3 separate regions of the Mus musculus genome follow, and regions 1 and 2 are each linked to region 3. Evidence: chromatin loops called from intact Hi-C (ENCODE). Cell type or tissue: heart. All regions are shown on one strand.

Region 1 (8,000 bases), 84 kb before region 3:
CAAACCTTTATATAACTAACATTCTTAGCAACTCCCCTCTATAAAACATTCAGAGGAACACACTGTTCTTCAAAAGATTGGTTTCAGATTTACCTTTCTTTTCTCTTCCCTTTCTTTCCCCAAACCCTGAGCTAGATCTGCCTGCAATTATAAATGGAGGTCAACCAGGTCCTAAGGTCTGGGAGAAAAGAAACAGAAGCATGTTGTTGCAAGGTGTCGATAGCGAGCATGAAATGGTTCAGAATGTGGTAATCAAAGGAAAGTCCTACAAACCCTAATTCAATTACTGCCAGCAACTAGACTTATAGCTAATAAGCAACAAAGAAGCTAATATAAGATCATAAAATTCAGTTGCCTCTCAAACTATAACCAAGAAACTATTTTATATAATTTCCTAAGACACTGAAAACAATTTGCAGAGATCTCAGGCAGTAATTTACAGGGCACAGGAAGGAGTGGAGGGAATGCAGTCTGTGAACTGACTGAAGTACAAAGTAGATACTAGAATGGGCTATAAAGAATTAAGGGGTTGTAAAAAGCAAGAGAAGATGAGATTGAAGGTCAAAAATAAGAGTCAGCAGGAGAGAGATCTGAAGGGTGTAAGGGGGGTGTGGCGATGAGCACTGTGAAATGTTGTGCTTTATACATGGACCTTGCATTGTCCATACAAGACCGGCACAAGACGGAGCCCATCAGTCCAACACATATAGGGCAGGGGATCATGGAAGAGTATCAGATTAGGACCCCCAAGACCAAATTCTCAGCACAAAGGAGATTTATTTGCCCCAGGGGGACAGAGGGCAGGGAATAAGAGACCAAGACATGAGACAGAGAATGAGGGAGAAGGGGAAGAGAACAAGAGGGAGGGAGGAGGGGCATTTGTCCTAGAGGACAAAGGACTACTGCCTCTAGATAGAGAGGAGACAGACATGACACAAGGGAAAATGACAGTTTATAAAGGTACAAGGGGAAACCCTGAGTAAAGATGATGTGCCTGTTAATTAGGTGAGACAAAGGGGGCTTTGATTGCTGCACTCCAATACTTTGATAGCTGGACCTTGATCGATCGTCAGCCTCACGAGGAGGAAGGGACTAGACCTTGGTGGCTAGTTTTAGGAATTTAATCAAAAGGTTTTTAGCGAGGTAGATGGAATGGGAGAGAAGGGTAAGGCCTGCCAGAGCCGTGCTCACCATGCCTAAGCAGGCGAGTCCCTTCAATCTTGAGTTTCTATCCTTAAGAAGCTTTGGAAGTCAATGTCCTCTGAATGTGGTTGTATGTTTTCTTCAGGGATGTAACTACTGGTACATTGCCCATAATCAAGTAAATGACCCCAAATCCATACACATGTGTTGTGTGACAGACTTTTGCTGGGGGGCTGAAGCTCACACTTATCTGCTCACCTGAGCTAGGAAGTCCACAAAAGACCAAAGTATGACTACCACGGAAGTCCAGCTTGGCGAACAATGAGTTTCATTGGGATTAATTACAGGGATATGGGTAAGGGGTTACTTACAGGAGCAGAAATGACTCAACGACAGCTGCATCACCAAGGCCCAGCTAGGAGCTCAGAGCACAACACATGGCCATGGCGTGCAGGCAACTACAGTCTGGAGAATGTTCTTTCCAAGTGGATGAATTGATCTACATATCTTCTGGGCAACTCAGCTGGTCTGAGTCTTCTTTGAAGTTTGGCTTCTTTAAGAATATTTCTCAGGAGTCTTTAGTGTTTACTCACAGAGTAGAGGGGCCTAGTGAATCTCGTCAGTTTCAGGGACTTCCTGAAGCTATTTTGAGTTGTTTACTTTCTGTCCTCAGGAACTTCCCTGGAGAATGGAATGTTTCAATCTAGGACGAAACTACTACACAGCAGTCAACCAGAAAAGAGTGGGGCAGACTCATTACCTAGCAATGGTCAGGACTGGGAAAAATAAGAAAGACACAGGACACAATACAGCCTCTAAGCACATGTCCTCAAGTGATCCACTTTTTCCATGTAGGTCCTTCTCCTAATGTTTTGAGAGCTTCCCAAAATAGCCTGGGAAAAAGCCTATGGGCCTGTGGAAGAGATTTCATACCCAGACCACAGTCTTTCATATATGTTGCTTATTAAGAACATGTTGGGGCTGAGAGTGTAACTTAGTGGCAGATCTCCCCTCTAGTGTGCATGAGGCCCTGGCAATCCACAGAAAGGAAAAGGAACATTTGTGTGGAGGTACCGAAAATAGTGAGCAAGTGGAAGGGTTGTTTGTTGTTGGATAGGAAATTCTCAGGTCATAAAATTGTCAATTTTTACAGAGTGGATTTATAATTTTGAAATACCTTCCAATAAAATTACCAAATGGAGACTGGAGAAATGGCTCAGTGGTTTAAGAGCATGTATTTCTCTTCCAGAGGACCTGGATTGAATCCTACAACCCACATGGCAACTCACAACCATCTAATTCCAAGGGATCTGATGCCCTCCTCTGTCCTCTGTGGGTACAAGGCTCTCACAGGGCACACAGACAAACATGCACATAATAGCTGCACACATAAAATTAAATTTTTAAATTACCAATAGAAACTACTTGAAGTTAAAACAAGCTAAGTCATATGTTTTTATGTGAAAAAAACAAAAACCTCGACTTGCTAAAAACACTCTAAAATTTAAAATGGATGGGTAAACATTAACGCACATTATAAAACCACACTAATTTAAGCAATGTGGTAATAAGTCAATTAAACAAATGTATTTCTAATTGAAATACAGTACACACTCAAATACATTTAGACAGTCATAAATTGACATTTTAATTCATTGGGGAAAATATTATTTATTTAATACATGCTGTTCAAACAAAGGAATGACCTGAGTCTGAGAGAGAAAGTTGAATCAAGTAACTCAGACCCTACAAAATTAGTTGAAGATAAATCAAAGCTATGAATGACAAAATGAATTCATAAAAGCATTGGAAAACTAGACCTTCCTTTGTAACTACGTTGTAAAGCTCAACACATGAAATACTAGGTTAAAAATTAACTCTAAGATGTGGTGGGTTCTTTTGCATGCATATCAAAGAATGCAAGAATAAACCATCATGCAAATAAGTGGAAGAAAAAAATAATACTTAGACAAAGGCATAGTCCTAGCTTGATATCAGTAAGCACAAATTTACAGAGGCTGGCAAGAGAAAAAAATGGGAAAGTTTTATTTTTCAGACATCTATCTTTAAATCTAGTAAAACAGATGGTTTTCTTTCATTTTCCAGTATATCTCTCCAGCACCTTAATATCACAGTTGCTTCCTCTTCTTGAGACTTCCCTGATCTTCCCAGGTGATACTTCTCCCACATCCCCCATGTTTATTCTTTTAGTCCTCTTCAGACGCCCAGCACTTCATTTAAGTCTTTTAGTTATCTCCAGACACCAGGCACTTTATTTAAGTTTTATGACCACTGGTCTCCCTTTAAGGACAAGCCGAGAGTTGATCAGTAAATAGAAGTCATCTCTCTGGCTCTCCAAGGAGACCATCCATGCAGTTTGGACCAGGTTTATTTTAAAACCTATCCAGGTTCTTTCTCTTACCTGGTCTGCTCTCTATTGGCTGTATCACAAGTGCCTGGCACACGTCCCAGTACAACTCTTTGGTACATTTTGATAACGGATCTCCTCAGTCTTTCATGTTGAATCCATACACACAGGTCATCCCTCACTAAGGGAGGTTTAGAGCTAGCTGCCTTCACCATGAGTAGCAGGCCTCCTCTACCCTCCCCTGAATAGCCCAGGAACACAATGCAAATGTTCCAATGAAGTGGCTCACTGTTCTCGGATATTTGCTGAAAACTGTGTTAACATGTCATTCTTGTGGTTTGTTCTAGACTGAGGCGTTGCTAACCCCTTGGAGTTTACAAGACCCCCATTAAGACTTCCATACTTGTAAGAATTTGTGCTGAACCAAAGTCAGCTAGGTTTATATTTGACATTTCCTATAATGACTAGAAGAGGGAAAGGAAGGGAAAGGATGTTATTCTAGTTGAATGCCTATCCATTGAGAACACAAGAACCATTTTGGGTTTTGCCAAAATTAGCATTGCTGGATAAATCGGGAACCTTATATCCTCCTTGTTGCCAGGAGAGCATGCCAGCTAATTTTAGCCCATGGTGTAAATATAACCTGCACTGATATGCACTGACCTTTAACATCTACAAGGGTCAATGACAGCCTGTACCAGCCAGAGAAATGCCTATGATGGCCCAGTCGTGACCCAACTTTCTGAGCTGGATCCCACTTCTCCAGACATATTGATTTTTCTTCTTGGAAATGACCTTGGAGATCTCTTGGCTTGGTACCCAGTTCAGGGATTGGTCTCTGCTACTTCTTGGAGCCTAAAATTGCCCCAGCCACGTGAGCAACATTGGAAAGCCCTAGAGGCAGACATTCAGTCATTTTCTCTCAGCAGTGTAACCCTGAGGCAGAAAAAGATTAGAGAATCAAGTTTTAAAAGGAAATATTGAGTATAGTATATTTTCTCTCTCTCTTAAAAAAAAATGTCCTCTGACTCAACTTCTGGAACAACATCTCTACCAGTGAACACAGTGTAATTGCTTACTAATATAATTGCCAGAACAGTCTACTGCAAAGCTCATACCACCAGCCTTCTGAAACCCAGGCACTTTATGCCAGGGCCACAATGATACCCCCAGGGCATGAAGACCCCTTTCAAGACTAAAGTACAGATGGGAACCCCCATCTCCTGCCAGTGTGCTGGCTTTGAGTTGGGCATATGGGAATTCTCTTGGAATATTTCAGAGTTTTCTTCTGTAAATGAAAAGTTCACAGTCCCTGTCTCTAGAGTGGCTCAGGAGATTAAATGAGCTAAAACACCCAAGCCTGTTAAGGTTTCCTAGAATGTCAAATGCTTAATAAATGTTGGTTATGGTTTTGTTCTGGTTGTATGGATTGAAATGGCACTTCCTCATTTATTATTAGTTAGGTAACCTTGGGCAAGAGGATGTAAGCCTGGATTTCCTCATCCACAGAATGGGAAACAGAAAGCTTACCTCACAGAGCTGTTGCTTGAATCAAATGAACTAAAGGCTACAAGCACTCCCATGATGCCTCAGCTCCTCTGGCTATCTCTCCGCATGCTGAAGAGTCTCCTCACTTAGCAATCTGACAGACCCACTAGACCCCACTAACAATGATTTCAGAGTTCTGAATGTGGCCACCAGGGAACAGACAATGTGTTAATTTTCAATATTTTCCTTGATGACTATTGAGAGAAATAATGACAAAGGCGGGACAATTGTAAAGTATGTGAAAATAACCACAAAACAATAAACCATAAAGCATCAACGGAGAAGAAAATTGTTCCCCCTCACTTTGCCTCGTGGTTTCTGAACTTCGTTTTGTGAGGGTGTTATTGTTTTTGTTGTTGTTTTGTTTTGTTTCAGTGGAGGGGTTGTTCTGATTGTTCACACCTCACATTAGCCCACAAGAATAAGAGTACTGTATACATTTTTCGAGTCATGCTGCTATTCAAGCTCAGAGATCCTTGACAGACACAAGAGATAAAAGTCACCGGCAAAGTGACAGGTTACTGCTCTGCTGGGGCGCATAGAAATGGGAGCATAGCTCCCTCTGATTTCCTCTGTTTGAGCGCTTGAGCGAGTGTTTTTTATTTCTTCTTAGCATCCAGCTAATCCTGTTCTGTTTTTTGCTTAAACCAATATTAAAGTTAGTTTGCATTTCCTGAGGCGACCAAGAAATTGGAGTGAGATAACGGGAGACAGGACTAACTTCTACATCACATCCTAGGAACAGGGATTTTGGGGTAGGAATTGCAAAGTAAGTCGGCTAAAGGCAGGATCAGGAGGATACAGGGTCAGGAAACGGTCTTTATTTTCTTTCAAAGGGGGCCATTTCTTTTAGGTAAACCATTGCTGCCATTAAAAGGAAAAACAAAAGTTCTCCCACGAGTTTCCCCAACTCTAATGACAGTTGTTAGTTACATGCAGGCCTCCGAGCCCTCTCTCACTCTCCTCTTCCTTTCCTGCCTCTCAGGGGAACTGCGGTCCAACTGCTCTTATGTAATAACGGGCTGTGGTGAGCAGGGCGAGACTGCACCTTTGTGCGGCAGCCCCCAACCCCGCCCCCATGAATAGACCTTTATAGATCTAGTGAAGGAGTACGAGCCCAGAAATCCCATTGACTGAGATTAGAACTCTTCTACAGTGGACAAGCTTCCTGCCCTGCCACTTTTCAGGCATGCACAAAAGCAGGCTCCTGTTGAAGCCTCACAGCTATGCTGTGAAGTAGGTGCTATTGTCGGTCTTGCTTTATGGAGGAGAGTCAAAGCTAGCGAATAAGTCAGAAGCCATGCCTTGCTCTAGGAAGGCGTATAAAACGCTCAGCGGCGAGGGAAGCTTTGCGCATGGCTTGAATGGCTCTCTACTAGGGGAGGACAGCGTTCAGAAAGGCATGCGTGGAATTGTGGCACACAGATACGCCAGAGACTGCCCAAGCCCTTGTTACTAGTGGAGTAGAGACAGAAGATGTATCTAGCTTCCTTGTACTGCTTCTGCTCTTGGCCTGTCTGTCTGCCTTTCTTTTCCCGCTCACTACTGATGACAACTTTTTCTTTTACATTGCAAGTTATCCTTCATAAAAGTGATAAGACTTCTTTCTCACTCCTGGTAGCAGCCTTGCTCCTCTGCATCATACCCACAACCACACACATGCTCACACACACACACACACACACACACACAAAACCTCTCAACACTCAAACTCTGGACACACCATTTATCGGTTATTTGTTTGCTTGTTCTTGTTGTTGTCATTGTTGCTGAGGTTGGTTGGCCAAGGTCACCAAACCTAACAAGCTGGAAGAAGCCAATCTGCAGAAGATCTAAAGGCAAACAAAATGGAACAGAAGACAGCCCAGGCTGTATCTACTCTAAGAAGAAGGTTGGTAAGTTGTTGATCCTTAGGCGGCTGGGGCTCTGAACCCTGTCTTAATGGCTGGATGCTCACAAGTTCAACTGTGTGAGCTTCTCAGGATCCTTATCGGCTATTTAAATCCATTACAGAGGACAAATTCACTGGCATTTGCAATCAAGAGAATCCAAGGAACGCTAATTTAAAATACTTAACTTACCACATAAAGTGGAGGAAGAGAATCCAACATGGATATCTGCTTTGCTTTCCAAAGATGACTCTACACTTATCCATCCAACGGGCCTTTACTGAGTGTCTAATCTCTAGGCAAACTGCTACAGTAAGGGCTTGTAATCCTAAAATTGGAATGCAGTCCCTCCCTGAAGTAACTTCCACTCTAGAAATAGAAAACAAAAGCAATGTGGGGGGGGGGGGGGAGCAATAAAATGTTAAGTGTTTTGGATGAAGGGCGTTGTCTTCGCTTTCCTTTGCTATGACAGAATTCTCTGACCAAGACAACCTGCAAAGAGAGTGTTTCTTTGGTTTACAAGGCAAGTCAAAGTCTGTCACTAAAGGAAGCCAGGGGAGAGACCACCGAGCCTGGAGGAACAGGGCTTGCTGGTTTGTTCCCCTCAGCTTACTCAGCTTGCTTTCTTAAATCATCCATAGCTACCTTCCCAGGGGTGACACCCTGCATAATGGGCTGGATCCTCCCAGTAAATCATTCATCAAGAAGATGCTCCACAGACTTGCCTACAGGCCATCCAATGGAGATCTGCCAAATAAGGTTCTCTCCTCCCAGGTGACTATAATGTGTGTCACACACAATGAACAAACAAACAAATGGCAACAAAAACCCCAAACCCCCTGGCACAGGCATAGTGAACTATAGGAATAGGAAGAAAGTAGCCAGGTCTTCCTGGAAAGTTAAGGAAAGGCTTCAGACAAGACCACGTGTTGCAGACAGTTGACAAGTAAATGTTGGGCACGTCTTTGGTACTCAGTGTGGTCCGTGTAACAGTCCTGGTATCAACTATGTGACATGTGCAATTGACTAGCCTAGCATGCCAGTTTTCATTG
Region 2 (8,000 bases), 91 kb after region 3:
CCCAACAATACACTCCATTGTATTACTATATGCAGACTACACACAGCTGGTCTGAAGCTACGGAAAGACACGTATTAGATATATAGTCCTACACAGGGAAGTTTCTGTGAAGAGCTTGACCATCCAGATTTGATATCTGTGAGGAGACCTGGGGCCTGCTCCCCAACACTGGGGTCTGAATTTAGTTGGATAAAAAAATACTTAGGCACATAGACAGGGCAAAAAATTAAAATGAGGGAAGGGAATTTCCGGGCATTAGTGTTACACCATGCTGTCAGATTGTTGCTAAACTATCCTGGTCCTAGGGACTAATTAATAGGGAGTTTAGGAAGGTAAAAGCAATAACAGTATAGAACAAACATAACAAACTATGCTTTTCAAAAAAATTCAGGTTGAAAAAAGATTAGGAAACAAAGTGTCTATATATATCCATATGTGTGTCAGGTATGTGCAGAATCCAGAGAAAGGCATTAGATCTGGAGCCAAAGCTATAGGCAGTTGTGAGCCATCCACTTGTGTGTTGGGAACTGATCTCGAGTCTGCTGCAAGAGCAGCAAGTATTCTTAACTGCTGAGCCGTCTTTCCACCTCCAGAAATAGCTTTCCAAGACACTTAAGGAAAGATCTTGCCCCTTTAGATGTTTGATGTCAGCGAAGAATGTTGTTAGCAGGACCAAGCTGAAGCAAGAGCGGGTGTTGTAGAAAAGCAAAGGAATGGGCTGAGGAAACACAGCCAGGAACAGAAGATAAGAATGCTGAGATGAGTGCACGTTTGTCTATGGATCTAGAATGGTCACACTGCCTGAATTCCTCAGAGAAGGAAATGGGGAGCATTTGATTTTAGAAAAGATGATAAATTCTTGTCGGGATTTGAAGAGTGAGAATGTTAGCTGTTGCTGCATGACAAAGCACACCTAAATTAATGCTTCCTGGCAGGCAGGTATCCCTCGCTCTTCACCTTTGGAGTGGGTTAATGAGCAGTCTGCCCGCAGTTAGCTCTGCTCACTCCTGCAACTTGAATTGCCTGCGGTGTCCGCCATGTGTTGGGATGGACTGGCCCTGGAGTGATGTAGGCCCTCCTGCTGCTCTCCATGGAGCACAGAAGGAAGTGCAGTGCCCCCTAAGGCTAGGTCCAAGCTCAGTATCATTTGTCCAACACTCTTTTTGGTCTAAGCAGTTTTCCAGGGTAGTTCTTATTCTTGGAATTGGGAGTTCTCCCAGATCTGGGATCTACTTTTTAAACAAGGGAAGGATGGCAAAGGCGCAGAGTGTACATCTACAGAAGGCTGGGAACTTTGGGACTATTTTTTCGCATTAGAATACCACCAGAGGCCGGGCTGTCGTGACGCACGCCTTTAATCCCAGCACTTGGGAGGCAGAGGCAGGCGGATTTCTGAGTTCAAGGCCAGCCTGGTCTACAAAGAGAGTTCCAGGACAGTCAGGACTATACAGAGAAACCCTGTCTCAGGGAAAAAAAAAAAGAATACCACCAGAGGAAGGCTTGTTGAAGTAAGTGTGCTTTGTTGGCAGGCAACAGTAGTGTAGTGAATACACTCAAATCGTCTGCCTGTGTTTCCTAATATGTGTAAGAAATCACAAACTGTTTGCATATTGGGTTTTGATATCATCATTGTTTATCCCCACTGCCTACCCTCTGCAGGCTGGATAACACGTTGGAGGAAATTATCTTTAAATTAGTGCCTGGACTACGAGAACGTGAGTTCCCTGGGTTCTACAGACTAGGGTTTTGTATTTCCATTAAAGAGTTCATGTTCCTATGGTTTTCATATTTTTTTCCTTCAAATTAGAAGAACTTCAGCGTGAGTTGGAATTTTGGAAGAAAAACAAACCTCAAGAAAATGGGCAAGGTAACTGTCTGACGGCTTCTCTCGTGTTCTGCTTTCTGTTATGTTGGTAGAGTAATGTCTTTCCACACTCAACGTTTTCCTGTGCAAGACTCATGCAGCCCTGCATGAGAGTTTATCTGAATCTATGCAGAACTGCATGACTCCTCTTGAAGGTAATTGGAAAGAGGACATTGGACTTTGGGGAGAAAAGGAAGGAGAAAACGGGATAGAAATACTAGCCATAGTTTCAAGACAGGAAAAGGTCTGAGGTAAGAAACAGGCTTCGTGTGCACCTCGATCCTGAGAGCATCTCAGTCTTACCTCACTTTACGCCACTTTAATAGGGACAAAGGTGGAGTGTGGCTGAGAACCAGGTCAGGATTTGTTGTGCTCTGACGCTCTGAAGGGAACACAGGTGGGAACAGTGGTTCAGGCTTAGGTCTTAGGTCTGTCAGCAAGTGTCTCTGTGTACTCATCAAGATGTTCCTGTCACCAGACTCAGTGTCCAAGTTTCTACTTGGAGACCCAGGTAATAATAATTTCAGCAGGGCTGGGAGGGAGATGGATGGACAGAGAGAGGGGGAAGAGGAGGAGGAGGAGAGAGAGCGAGAGAGCTGGAATGCATATTGGGTGAAATGCTTGCCTCAAAAGCACGAGGACCTGAGTTTAATCCCCAGAAGTCATGTACAAAGAGGCGTGGGCCAGCAAGATGCTCAGTGGGTACAAGTGTTTTGCACAGACTCTTTGGTCCCTCAGTCCCTGAAGATGACAAAAGAAAACTGACTTCAGAGATTTGTCTCTGACATCCACATGTGTATCTGCACACACGGTTTTTATGTAAGCACTGGGAAGGCAGAGAGAGGCCGGTCTCTGGGGTTTGCTGGTCAGCCAGCCCAGCCTAATAGTTGAGTTCCAGGCCAGTGAGAAACCCCACCTCAAAAATACAGGGTCAATAGCATTGAGGAAGAACATCCAAGATTGACTGACTCCTGGCCTCCATGAACACATGCACATCCATGCACACATTTACACACAGTAACAACAACAATTTCAGCAGAGTGGAACGTATTACTGGCCAGAGTATGTGTATGCATGTACATACAGAGTGGCTGTTATGTTAGCCACAAAAAGGATATCTAGCTATAAAGTAATATCATTCTTCATGTTTTTACACACAGACTTCATTCAGGATTCTAAAATCAAAGTGGCCTCTGTGCATATGTGAATTTAGTCTCTCAGTTCACATAGGAGTTTTTATGAGTTATAAAGTCTCATAAAATCAGTGCCATTTAAGATGGATACGGAATGGCTTCAATAGTTAGACTTAACTTGAAGAGGGGAAGGCTTTTCATTGATCTAGGTGTTTGGTTCATAAAAGACAGTATCTGTACATGGGTTCTATGTAAATGAGGATACATGAATTACCTAGCTGTGTATTTCATTTATCCCTCACCCTGCACTTGCCCTTTTATCTTTTCCTGGGCTCTAGCACCATAATGATGAGAATGGTAACTCTTTGTATTTGTGACAAGAAGCAGCCAGGAGGAGATGGAAAGGGAAGGAGAAAGGAAGTTGATTACTCTGTGACTGACAGTTCAGGGATGCTGTTATGACAGGGAAGGCATGGGAGCAAGAGCAGGAGGCTCCTGGTCACTTTGAATCCATTGTCACAAAGAAGAGACCAGGAAGTGGAGCTGGGGAGTAAAACCTCCAGACCCACTCCCAGTGACCCACTTCCTCCAGCGAGGCTCCACCTCGTAAAGGCTTCGTAACCTCCCAGACAGCACCGCCATTCAAGCACATGAGCCTATGGCGGGGGGTATCTCCTGTTCGGTCTTCATGCCTTTAATCGTGTTATTGTTACCTCAGACTAAGCACACTGCACGTCTAACGCGTTGTCCAAGCTATTCCATATACGTCAGTCGATACAGTTGTATTCATGTAACAGTATAAGTAAATGTTGTTATAGGAAATATATTCAAATTTTCTTAATGGAATTTTTAACATGTTAAGTGGCTATAAAGCGTGTTTTTACAATTATTTTTTCTGTAGTTGGTTTTATAAATAATTTCAAGTTTTGAGAACTTTTAGGATACCAACTTAGTTTTAATTTGAACACATCTTTTATTGAATTAGGAAGAATTTTGTATCCTATTTGCCTTCTAAAGTGTCTTAACCACTAATTGCACTTTTTTGTGTCCAAATATAGCTAATCTAGAATATTTCTTAATCCCGAATCTTACTCTGTATGTTACAAAGGTGAGAAGAAGGCTCTTTCTTTTCCCACATTTACACTAAACCCATGTACAGATACTGTCTTTTATAAACCAGACATGAAGCTCAGTGAAACTCACCCCAAATTAAAGACCAAATCCAATAATATTTTAAAAGGATAAAATAGGAAAAGTAAGATAAAATTCATAAACCAGGATATACAAAAAGTCTAGAAATATTACGCTGTTTTAAGTTTCTGATGGCCTCTGATGGATATTCTTTCCATTGTTGACTTTGTTGAAGGGTTTCAGAAAGTATTGATATTTTCAGTCAGTCTTCAGAGAGGTTATGAAATATTTTAGGTTGGTCATTGCTTTGGTGAGTGCCATATTATTGCTTGACTTTAAACTTTGAGTTACATGAGTCTTGCTTCAATTATACAGATGATATTTCGAAGGTTGACAAGTCTAAAGCAGATGAGGAAGGTGATGAAAACCAAGATGATAAGGACTATCATAGAAGTGACCCGCAAATTGCTATCTGTCTGGACTGTTTACGAAATAATGGGCAGTCAGGGGACAACGTAGTGAAGGTGAGTGGGCAGAATTCATTTCTTTTACCTTTGTTGTTGTTGTTGTTGTTAATGTAATGCAGTTGAATACCATTCTCTGAAATTCCAAATCTGGGAATAGCCAGTGTTGCTTTCCTGGTAGCTTGTCCTCCCAGCCCAGTTCTCCCAGACCAGTGCCACCATCTAGTGGCTAATTTTTATAATGCAGCAGCCAAAACTCAGACCGATGATTTAAGCTGTGTCTCCAACCATTTTATTATCTTTAAACTTATTATTTTTAGAGGTTAATTTTATTTTATATGTGTAGGTGGTTTACCTGCATGTATGTCTGTGTGTCATGCGTATGCGTGATGATGACAGTGGAAGCCAGCAGAGGGTGTGGGAACCCCTAGAAGGAAGCACAGGTGGCTGTGAGCTGCCCTGTGGGTGTCCGCTGGGAATTGAACCTGAGTCTCTGGAAGAGGGCTGGGGCTTTCACTGCTGAGGCGTCTCTCCAGGCCTAACCTCAATCATGTTGTGTAGTCTTCTGCTTTTAGTTAAAACTCTATAAGCCTCATGTCATGGCTAATATATTTTATTAAGAGAAGAGTAGGTTTTGAAGTAAAGCTGTGTTATCAAGTGTCTATGAGTGGATAAACTCCTTAGAGACTTCTATTATTGTCTACATAATCCTTGTTCTTCATCCTGTCTCCTAAACATTGCTCTGACTCTTAGATCTGAAAGCTCACTGCTGCCTCCGTGGTTTATTTTCCTTGGGGTTTGAATATCTAGCGTGTCCTGGTTTCTTAGTTGGCAGCAGCTTTCATATAAATATTTACTACTTTAGTTCTTAAGTAGTCTTTTGTCACTTTGTCCAAGCACTTATTAGTCATTGAGGGCATTGATTTTCTCTGTACTTTGTTTTATGCACAAGTTCATATTTATTTTTTGTTTCTAATTTTCTTCATCTATGCTAATCTATAGCTCTTTTGGGTTGAATTTCTTTGCTATTATATTACTAATAATGGTACTTTATATTGGGAAATTAAAAACAAATAATTTTAACTTAGATTTTCATTTAATCAGCATCTTTCAGCAATGAATATATTTGACTATAGTAAGCAAATGAATTCATTATGTGGTAGTTAATATAACTAGTAAGAAAAAGATCTGTCACTTGCAACACATGAGTAGTTGCTAGATGGGTTGTCGGAACAGGAATATGAAGTAACTGCTAACTGCTCGTGTGTAAAGGATTTCTTTGGAGGAAAAGAAAATTTTGGAATTAGATATTGTAATTGTTGAACAACTTTATAAAAACTACTAAATTGTTCATTTTAGACAGTGACTTTATGGTGTTGTATTTCAATTTAAGAAGTTAAAATCATGCTTGCAATTCCTCTGATTGGTAGAGATTAAAGCATAATACTAAACACAAAACTGAAGAATCATTGAGTTGTATCTATGCAGTATATCTTCTGATATGCAGATATACCAGAAATACTGATCCTTTCCAGATAGCTGAGCAAGGAGGGTTAGGCACAGATTCCCCGGCAGTCTCTTGTGAGCCCCTGGTGTGTATCACAGTGCTTCCATTTTCCATATGTCAGGAAAGAAAGAATGAGAAGCTCTGCTCCTACTTCCTCTCCACCATCCTGTCTTCTGCCCCCGACCGTCGTTGCCCTCTTTGTAGCTGGCTCTACAGTAGTTCTCAGGTGCACACAGCCAGGAAGCAGTGCAAGTTTCATTTGGTTCCATTATAAAATATTCCTGGAGAAAGTGCTCATTGTTTCTAAGTATTTACAAATCAACTTTTACATAATACAGATTGGAATTGTGTTAGATTTGTGTCAGTCTATTGAATTATGAATTCTAGAAACACTCTTTTGTCATGTCCTAAAAATGTTCCCTTAACTATTTTGACAACTCTGAATTATTAATAACTTGTGGGAGGCAGTACAGGTCACCTGGGGTGGGGGGCTTTGTTCAAGCTTAAAGAGTGAATCAGAAGCACTCTTCATGTAAAACAAGAGACACATCAAGGCATACAGAACTTAGTGATGTACAGTAATGTTCGGTAGCCTGTCCCTGGGGAGTGTTTTTCCTCAACCCAGAGCCCACACTGTATAGCTTGCAGGTACTAAGGCGGCTGTGGATGGAGCAGATGCAGTATCCAGAACTCTCCCAAGGCTAATGTCAAACTACTTCTGTCTCTGAAGTTATTTTTAGGTTCTCCATTATACTTAACAAGTGCCTCCTGCTTTCAGAAGTAACATCATTTAACAAAATATTTTGTGTCCTTTTACTTAAACTCTGCTTTCTTTATAGAAAAAAAAACATGTTAGAGAAAGACAGATTGCGTACTTGACAGGGTTTTGCTAATTCACACGCTAGAATGATATTCTTGAAGAATGTCATGTAAATAACAGGCTATAATTAGGAACATTTTGCTTAGGAGAATTGAACATTTTTGCTTTGCATTTAGAAAATACTCAATAGATAGTGAAAAGCATGCCTTTGGCTGTGGTTTAGTTTAGATGGTTGGGTTGGGTTTGGCTTAGTTGGTTTGGGGTGGTCTAATGAGACCGTCTCACTTTGCAACCCACGCAGAATCAAACTCAGATCCTGCCTCCTCCTTCTGAATGCTGGGATCACAAGAATATGCCTCCATACCAGAAGGGTTGAAGGTTTTAGCAAAAACAAGTGAAAGTCTTTAATTTGTCATTTGTTTCCTTTAGGGTCTCATGAAGAAATTTATTCGCTGTTCTACACGAGTTACTGTAGGAACTATTAAAAAGTTTCTAAGTTTAAAACTAAAACTTCCAAGTTCTTATGAGGTACGTAAAATCATATCTAATTGTGAATTTGATGATTCTGATCTATAGCAAAATTCTAGCAAAGGAAGTAAAGTAAGAATATATTCAAACTAATTTTTATAGAAAATGTTTATTTTCATGTTTAAAAATTAATTTTTGGAATGTAAAATTTATGTAACATTTTATAACAAGGTATCCCAAGTAAATCACATTGATGCCTTTGTAACTAAAGGATTTATTTAATTTTTTTTGTTGTTGGTTTTGGTTTTGGTTTTTCGAGACAGGGTTTCTCTGTGTAGCCCTGGCTGTCCTGGAACTCACTTTGTAGACCAGGCTGGCCGCGAACTCAGAAATCCACCTGCCTCTGCCTCCTGAGTGCTGGGATTAAAGGCGTGCGCCACCACACCCGGCATGGGTCTACAGTTTTTAAACAATTTTAGTTACAGGACTGGAGATCGGCTCATTGGTTAACAGCTCTAGCTGCTTTTCCAGGTGACCGGGGTTCAATTCCCAACACCCACATGGGAGCTCACAACTGACTAATTCAGCTCCAAGCAATTTGGCACCTTCACAC
Region 3 (8,000 bases):
TATAAGGTAGATTTTAGAGATCAAGTATTGAATTATAAATTTGGCTTGAAGTAAGACAGAAAAGTGGAACAATTACTGACTTTATAAGATAAAGGAAAAACATGTCTTTTTAAGAACTGACAGGATAATATAGCCCATGTCCTCCTGGAATTTCATAGTATGCCATTGTAGTCAGGAAATAGACAGGAATTGGAACTAGAAAGACAACTAAGATTTTCTTTCTCTTTTCCTTTTTTGGGGTTCAGGGGCAGGGGGTACATTGAGACAAGGTCTCACTACATAGCTCTAGCTGCACCGTAACTCACCGTGTAGACCAGGCTTTTCTTGAACTCACAGCAACCCACCTGCCTCTCTCTCCCTTCCAAGTGCTAGAATTAAAAGTGTGCACGCCACCAAGCCTGACTGAGACCTTCTTTAAACAGCAAACTAGTGCCGTGCCATGTCCCCACTGATGGCATCAAATGCATACGATGCACTAGAACTGCCCATATCATATCAAACATTCCCAATGAGGGCTTTAAAAGCTTGAGAGACTCGTTCCAGCTCTGGTATCTTCTAGCATGGGAAGGAAGCATGACGATACGCACCCATATCTGTTGAATCCTATCTCACCCACCCCATTTCCACTGCCAGGATGCATGGAGTTGTCTGTTTGCACAGCTGAAAAGAAGAATATTCTCATAGAACTCTGAACTTTAAAAGTTAGGAAGAAATATTTGCTGTTTAAGCTCCTTGCTCTCTGGCTGTCTATGTTGTCAAAACTGACTATAAAGTTTTTTATATATACTAATTTCCACAAAAGCCACTGGAGTAGATGATATTATTTTCCCTGATGTGTTGAAGAAGAAACGGTATGTGAGTTCAAGGTCACATGGCACAACATTTATCAGAGACGGTATCTGAATATGAGTAGACTTCAATGGCCATGTTCAATCACCTTGGTGTTCAAGTACCCGAACCTTACAGCCATGGATCTCTTATTTTAAAACCTTTTGGGCTAGACAGTGTTAGCACTCCTCTGTGGCTGTAAAACGCGATGGTTCGAATAATCCGAACTATACACGTATTTAGGATTTAATGTAGGTTTCTGAACAGTGTTTCTTTTGGGGGACTATGATGGAACATTCTCTAATTTGTTAGCCTTCCTTCATGTTTCAGCCAAGTTGGACCATATTATTTCCTGTTCCACCAAAAATGCTCCTCCTTGATCAATTTCGGGCCTTTCAAATCTTATTCCCCCTTCACAAATGTGATGAGATGCTACCTCCTCCAGTTGAGGACTTAAAATGACGTCCTGGACTGTTGGGATTTGGGGTTTGAGGAGGCGTTTCTGATAATGAGAAATTATAGGATAAGAAAGTGAGGAGGGAAACCTAACTCGAAGAGTAAGCAGGTGTCGTCAAGTGACCTGCATAAGCAGAGGCTCCTTTGAGGACAGACAATAGGCAAGCCACTAAATTCTATCCAGCGGTGCTCAACCAATGAGTGTATGCTGAAGACTGAAGATAACATAAGATAGCTGTCTAGCATTGTGTGTGAAAGGGCCACAGCACAGTGGCATCTAAATCTGAAGGCCTTAACGGGAAAGGTGGGCATGGCTCTTCATACCAGTGCCCGCAGCTGGCACAGGGATGGTGTGACCAGAACCTAGAGAGGGAGAATCGAAGGAGAGAGGAAGGAAGGAAGCACAAACAGAAAGGTGAGAAAGGACAGCTAAGGAAGGATGCCATGTAGGAAAGGAGAAGGCTAGGAGAAAGAAGTCACTATACAAAGGGAGGACAAGGTGCCGGAGAGGGGGTGGGCGACTGAACAGGGTGTTCACTCACACTGAATAAACCGACCTGGAGGATGAGTCCCAGAGGCAATCAGATGCTGCACCCAAGCCTGGGACATCTGTCACCTATCACGACGCTCTGGGCTGCATTCTCCTTTCCCTAACACCGGTCGTGCCATGCGTTAGCCAGTAGTTACAAGTGCACTGGCTTCTCATGCTTCTTCCACGTGCTGCTGACTGGGAGGCTGAGAAAGGAAGGAGAGGAGGAAGGACCCTTTGCTTTGAAGGGGTCTCCAGGAGAAGCTCCACTCTGTGATATCTGCCCCACTGCTCTGGGTGCTTCCTTCCTACTGGCCCCTGCTCGCCCTCCCCCCACCCCCAAGCTGGAGCCTTGGGGAGGGGTTGCTTTTATTGACAGCTAATCTCAGGATGGCCTTACCCTCCCTTAGTTGCAACTGAAGTTCCTTCCATGTATTTGTAGCTTATGTGAACTATCTGAGACAGAAACAGTTCATTGGATGCTTCTCCAGAGTCCAGATGTCTTCCCAATGGGACTATATGCAGCATATCTAGACAAAGAAATCCAGCCATTCCAGCAGTCACGACGGACCAGGGTCCATCTCATGACAGATCAGAAGTAGTGTTTGATCAGCCCAGATGAATCCACCTATGCTATCAGGACTAGATGGCTCTTAGTATCCCTAATCATCTGTAAAATGACTGAGTTTGTGCCTGTTGCTTTATGACTGTCTTTATTCACTTTGCAGCAGAGCTCAGTCACATACCACCTAGGGCTGATTACCCATTTTGAGTCCAGAGGCACACAGTTAGATGTAGGGAGTGAATACAGAGACAGGAAACACGGAGGACACACTTGGGTGTCAAAAGCGGTTGCTTTCGACAAGATGGGGAGTCTGTGTTCTCAGTTCTTCGAAGATTCAAAGTTCCCTGGGCCCAGACACTCAGACAACACAGGATAATTTTCAGTTTCATTTCTCCCAGGCTGCTGGAGCCCTGTTGAAACTTGGTCACTTTCCTCAAGACATTGAATAGAATGAGGGAGGAAGGTATCTTGGGGATAGAGACTGATCCCCAAATCAGACTGATGTCAGTAAGGGAATCCAGAAGACTACACACTGCTGTGGTAGGAGGAAGCTGAGATCGGGAGCACGTGAACAGGTAGAGGGAAGCCCAGTGCTCTCTGGCAGAGAACAGAACAGGATTCAGGCAATGAAAATCTGCCAACGCATTGAGGCATGGTATTTAGCCTCAGGTTCTGAGGTGACAGTTGGGCAGTAGAAAGAAGGCTGAAGATGTGCAAGTTCGCCTGTGAAGGAAGCCGAGACCATGGGAAGTCTCAGAAGATGCTCAGCACCAGGGCGAAGAGGTCACTTCTGGGAGGGACAACTTTTTGAATGTCATGTGGAAGCAAGGAGATTAAAAGCAGGGAAGCGGGAGGCAGAGAAGTACTGTGAGCTCCTACGGATCAGCTTCGACAAGAAGCCTCGACTTGACCAAAGACTTATTAATATTTGAGCTGCTTTTCTATCTGCTCAAGGCAAGCTTCCTGGTGGGGTTGGGGTGGAGGGGATGCAGGGTGGGTATCTAATCAACCCCTGGAGCATAGGCAGTTTCCAAGCCAGAGAAGTTTCAAGTTTCTCCTTGCCAAGGTCGCACCACTACAGGTGGGCTGCTCCAAGCTCCAGGAGCCTGCTTCGCTCCACGCCCACCCTGCCGGTCACCCCTGCTGTTCCCCTTCAAGCCCAGGCACCGCGGTGGGCTGTGACCCGCAGGCGCTCCAGGAGCTACGCAGCAGCGGCGGCGGCTGCTCCAGAAGGCCTGGCGGGCGGCGGCGAGAGGCTGTGCCCCAGTTTGTGTCCAATCAGGGAGTGCGGGCTGTGCCCCGAGCCGGGCAGCAATGCGTAAACAAACCCTCTGGCAACTCCTCCGCCCCCTTGGCGCGCTCGCCCCGCGCCCATCGCCGTCGCCTCCGCCGCCACCGTCACGGTCACCGCGGGCTCCGCTGCCGTCGTCCTTTTCCCCGCCCTCCCGCGGCCGGGCCACCCGGACCCCCCGCCCGCGCGGCTCGCGCCTCGCCACCGGGTCCTGCTCCGCCCCGCCCGCGCGGGCTGCTCACCTACCGCCCCACGCGCGCGCGCTCGTGCACCACGCGCCCCGTGCGGCCCGCCCGGAACGTGGCCTCCCGAGAGCTAGGTAAGAGCGATGCTCGGGGACCCCGGAGGCTTCCCGGCTTTGCGAAGTTTTTTTCCCCCTTTTTTAAAGCGTGGCCGATCTTCCGCTGGGCCCGGGGCGTGATCCCCGCGGGCGCCGTGAGAGCTCGGCAGGCAGTAGGGGTCGCGCGCAGCCGGGGGTCCCAAGTTGCCCACGCCGGGGCACGGGTGCTGGCGGCGCGGCTGGGCCGGGCGGGCTACGGGAGGGTCCCCGGGAACTTTCTCCTCCCCCGAGGCACGCTTGCCAGCGCGGCTCGCGGCCCCGGCCCCGCGGCGAAGGCTCCCGGGCTGGAGAGAGACAGGGCACGGTGTTTGAAGAAGCTGACGCAGTTGGTGACGCTCGCGGCTTCCTGAAGGGGACCGGCCAGGATCGAGCGCCTTTGCGAGGGGACGCGCGGGGCGGGCGCTCGGGGCCTTTACCCCCCTCTCCTGGAAGCTGCGTGGGGAGCCCCTCGGGCTCCGGGAGTGAGCACCTCTGCCGGGCGGCCCTGGCAGCGCGCGCCCCGCTTCCGTTTGGATCGGCTGGGGCTATTATATAAGATGCCACGGAGAGCAGAGGGGCGATCGGGAGCGCGGCGGCGAGGACGGTGGGGACCCACCTGTGCGCCACCGCACGCCTCGGGGGTCGCGTCGGAGCCAACCTTGCTCTCCGCGCCCCTGCCTGCCCCGGGACGCTCGCTCCCTGCCACCTAGCCCGGCTCTCCGCGTCTCTCGCTGCAGGCGTCTGTACTTTGAAACATTTGTTTAATATTAAGGAAGCTGCGTGTGCGGCCGTCATAGTACGCCGGGAACGTGTGGCCGGGAGCTCCGGAGCGGTGAATGAATCATCGCCCCGGTGGACCGCGCTCCGATGATTCACGCGGGCTCCACACGCGCGCGCGTACTCGCTGTGGGCCGCCCTTCTGCGAGGGCTGACGCCCGGAGGGGCGGGGGGAGTTCATGCGAGAGGGCGGCGGGTTTTTTTTTTTTTTTTTTTTTTTTTTTTTTTTTTAATTTAAACCTGCCACAGTAACTTTCGGGGTGTAGGGCTAACCCACCTTCCCCAGTCTTGCTTCTCGTTTTCTGGAAGGGTAATGAGATTCCACCTGGCTGGGTTAATGAAGCAGAGGAGGCGCTGATTCGCTGCAGGGCCCGGTCCAGTCCCATTCAGAATTTGAATGGTGTCAAGTGAGGGAGGTCTGCAGCATGGTTGGAATTCGAGTAATTGTGTCTACTTCAGCAGTTGCCAAGTAATTAGCAGAATCCTTAAAAGTGAGTCGATCTTAAACAACTGGTCCCTCAAGTAGATGATATAAAGATTAGCTTTATTTTTTTAAGTTTTAAAAGGCCATCTCGTTTTTCATTCATGAATACAGAATGTTTCCTACTGTCATTATTCCTGAACACCAACTTGACGTTCCCATCCCACCCCACACTTGAAGGACTACAGAGCAAATTTTCTTGTCATCTGGGGCTCACCTCCAGTGTCAGGCCCCCACAAATACTCTTGATCACCATACTTCTTAGTTCTTGGTCCTCCTAAACTACTTCATACCCCTCCTATTTTCTTAATAGCTCCTAATCGCTAAAAAAAAAATACTTTGTAGCAGCATTATTTAAGTCTGCTCTCCCCCTACAAGAATGTAAATTTCACAGAGGAGAAAGTGGAAGACTTTACCTGTTTGTTCATGTATACACTCGAGTCAACAGAAGCCTCATATACATTCGGGGCACCCTATGTTTGTTGACATGCCGAATGAATACATTTCTCTCCCTCATTCTTGGCAGGACGATCTTCAACAGTTGCAATGCCTTGCCTTTGGTGGGCAAGTTGCCAGTAGGGTACAGTTCTCACTTTCTCTTTACCGGTGTGATTTTCTCGAGATCGATCCGTTTCCTCCGCTGTGCAGTTAAGGGCACACAGTGACAGACCTTTAAGCATCCTGTTGTAAGATGCTTACTATGAAGACGGATATGAAGCTTTGGCACCACGTTTATTACTGAGTAAATAAAAATAGAGCTACTAGTTTAAAAATGGAAAAACTGCTAAAGCGAAATCAGCGTAGTCAAGTTGTCCCAGGCCTGAATGTTTCCGTTCGTTTGGAACACTGGTGTTTCTTCATTCCTCTTTCCTCCTACCTGTAAACCAAACTCATTCTTAGTGGTGGTGAAAACTGTCACAGTAATATAATATAGTATTAATTTAAACAAACTCAAAGCGTTCTTTCTCTGTCAGGGGCCCTAACTCTAATGTGTTGTTGATTTTGGACACAGAATAGTAGCTAAAAGGTGTTGTCTAAAATTATCCTTTAATTGACTCGATTGAATATCACAAGGATTAGAGCTACAAGTCAATATGGGAGGACGGTTTGGATGTAGTACTTAATACTCAGATGACTACCTTGATAAAGTATGTTATTATAAAGAATAAACTGCAGAGCGTGTTACTCAGCCTCAGTTTCGTAGCAGTACAGTCAGCTCTCAGTGTTTCCACGGTCCACTGCTGAATAGGAGTGGCCGCCCTGCCTCATCCTCGCAACTAGTCATTTCTGGAAGTGTAACTTCAAGACCGAGTTCAGAGAACACAGCATTTTAGAGCTAGCTACAAGAGATCTTGAAGTTGCAGGCTACATCCTTTCAGAACCGTCTCTGAAATGACTTAGGTAGTAAAGGGATTTGCTCAAGATTCAGAGCTGGGACTAGAACCTAGAATCTGGAGTTTGTGTTGTTGTGGAAGCCCCAGCGTTAGTCCAAGTACCAACAGGTGGGGAGGAATTGCTCCTCCGACTAACAGATTGTCTGCCTCTTGCTTGTGAACACTTTACAGGGAGTAAAATCATACCTCACTTGGATTTGTATCTTCCCATGTCTCCCATCTGAGGGATTCAACAAATACTTGCTGAATCTGGTTGGACAAATGGCTTTTCAGTGGATAACATACTTAAGAAGTGAAAACTAGGAAAGGAGTTTTTCTGGCAAATAAGAATAGGCCTTCGCAGTTTTATGGTGATGATGCTACCAATTTTAATGTCTCTAAGTTTTAATGAAAGTGACATGGAACTTTTCATGTGCGCTCTGTCTTGGTTAGCATAGTGGTATCTGGAGACATAAGTTTGTTCACGTAGTGGGTCTTACATTTGTAACAATAGTCAGTAGAAAAGAAAGCCTGAATTTCAGTTCTGTGTCTAGCAGGAAGCCCTCTCTATAATGAGGTACTTGACTTTGGGAGAAGTTCTCTCATTTTGTGTGTGTGTGTGTGTGTGTGTGTGTGTGTACACGTGCGTGCACATAGTGGTGGCAGCATTGGTGCTGTGTACACTGAAGGATTGTGTGAGCATGGTCTACTGTAGAAGGACCTGGTATAGAAAGGGCTCTTAATGAGTTATATCTGAAAGTTGGGTGTGTTTGTGCATACATCTGTAATCCCAGTACTTGTGAAGTTGAGGCAGGAGGATCAGGAGTTCAAGGTCATCCTGGGCTACGTAATGAGTTCAAGGCCAGCTTTTACTAAATGACACCTGGTCTCAAAAGAAAACAAACCAACAATAAAATAAATACTAACTGTTCTACATTCCACACGTATGCATCCGTGGGGCTGACACGGAGGGATTAAATGACCCCTGTGGCCCCTGAGGTCTGGCCCAACTCTTTGGTTTTAGGAACAGGCTACATTTGTGCTGTTCTGAATTTTTAATTTTTAATTAAAGTGATACCTATATTCCTACATCCTGTGAACTGAAAAAAAAAAAAGCTTAGTTTCTAGGCCTCCTAAGTATTTGTTTTAATAAACATTGATAAATTAACTACATTTTTATTCTATACACTATGTAGATTAACTTAAACATTCTCTTAGTTTACTATATGAAAGGCAGTATGAGAAGTGTATGGGATAATCAGAGACTAGGAGAACCTTACAAAGTTACTTAGAGAAAGTATGATGGATAACCAAAGGCTGTGTTACATGGAGCTGTTAAAGAATCGTAAGAAAATACATGGCGATTTTAGAAAAGAAAAAC

The links. Peaks named below come from ENCODE experiments on the same cell type or tissue, not always from the same donor. Only the 100,000 strongest peaks of a DNase experiment are listed, where the experiment ranks them.
Region 1: a loop joins it to region 3, with 3 times the contacts of the local background. A loop is called at or near these places in 7 of 42 quality-filtered maps.
Region 2: it touches region 3 in a loop (4-fold over the local background); 2 of 42 quality-filtered maps call a loop at or near these places.

The regions. Positions count from the first base shown.
Region 1 is chr19:36,260,453-36,268,452 of GRCm38, forward strand. It overlaps Gm32027 (a long non-coding RNA gene), which reads right to left and starts at 3,741. Exons shown (of 3, transcript XR_386674.3): 1 at 3,566-3,741. In heart, CTCF peaks have their summits at 2,473 (motif pointing left) and 4,391; DNase peaks (open chromatin) are centred at 3,639 and 4,169; H3K27ac peaks cover 2,362 bases.
Region 2 is chr19:36,435,496-36,443,495 of GRCm38, forward strand. It overlaps Pcgf5 (polycomb group ring finger 5), which reads left to right. Exons shown (of 10, transcript NM_001368691.1): 4 at 1,660-1,715; 5 at 1,808-1,867; 6 at 4,504-4,652; 7 at 7,349-7,447. Among named protein-coding and RNA genes, the nearest start is that of Pcgf5, 30 kb to the left of the region's middle. In heart, a CTCF peak has its summit at 4,831 (motif pointing left); no DNase peak of the experiment used is centred here.
Region 3 is chr19:36,344,582-36,352,581 of GRCm38, forward strand. It overlaps a transcript of Pcgf5 not described here. Among named protein-coding and RNA genes, the nearest start is that of Pcgf5, 61 kb to the right of the region's middle. In heart, a CTCF peak has its summit at 4,460; DNase peaks (open chromatin) are centred at 3,780, 4,380 and 4,860; H3K4me3 peaks cover 2,404 bases; H3K27ac peaks cover 1,940 bases; H3K27me3 peaks cover 496 bases.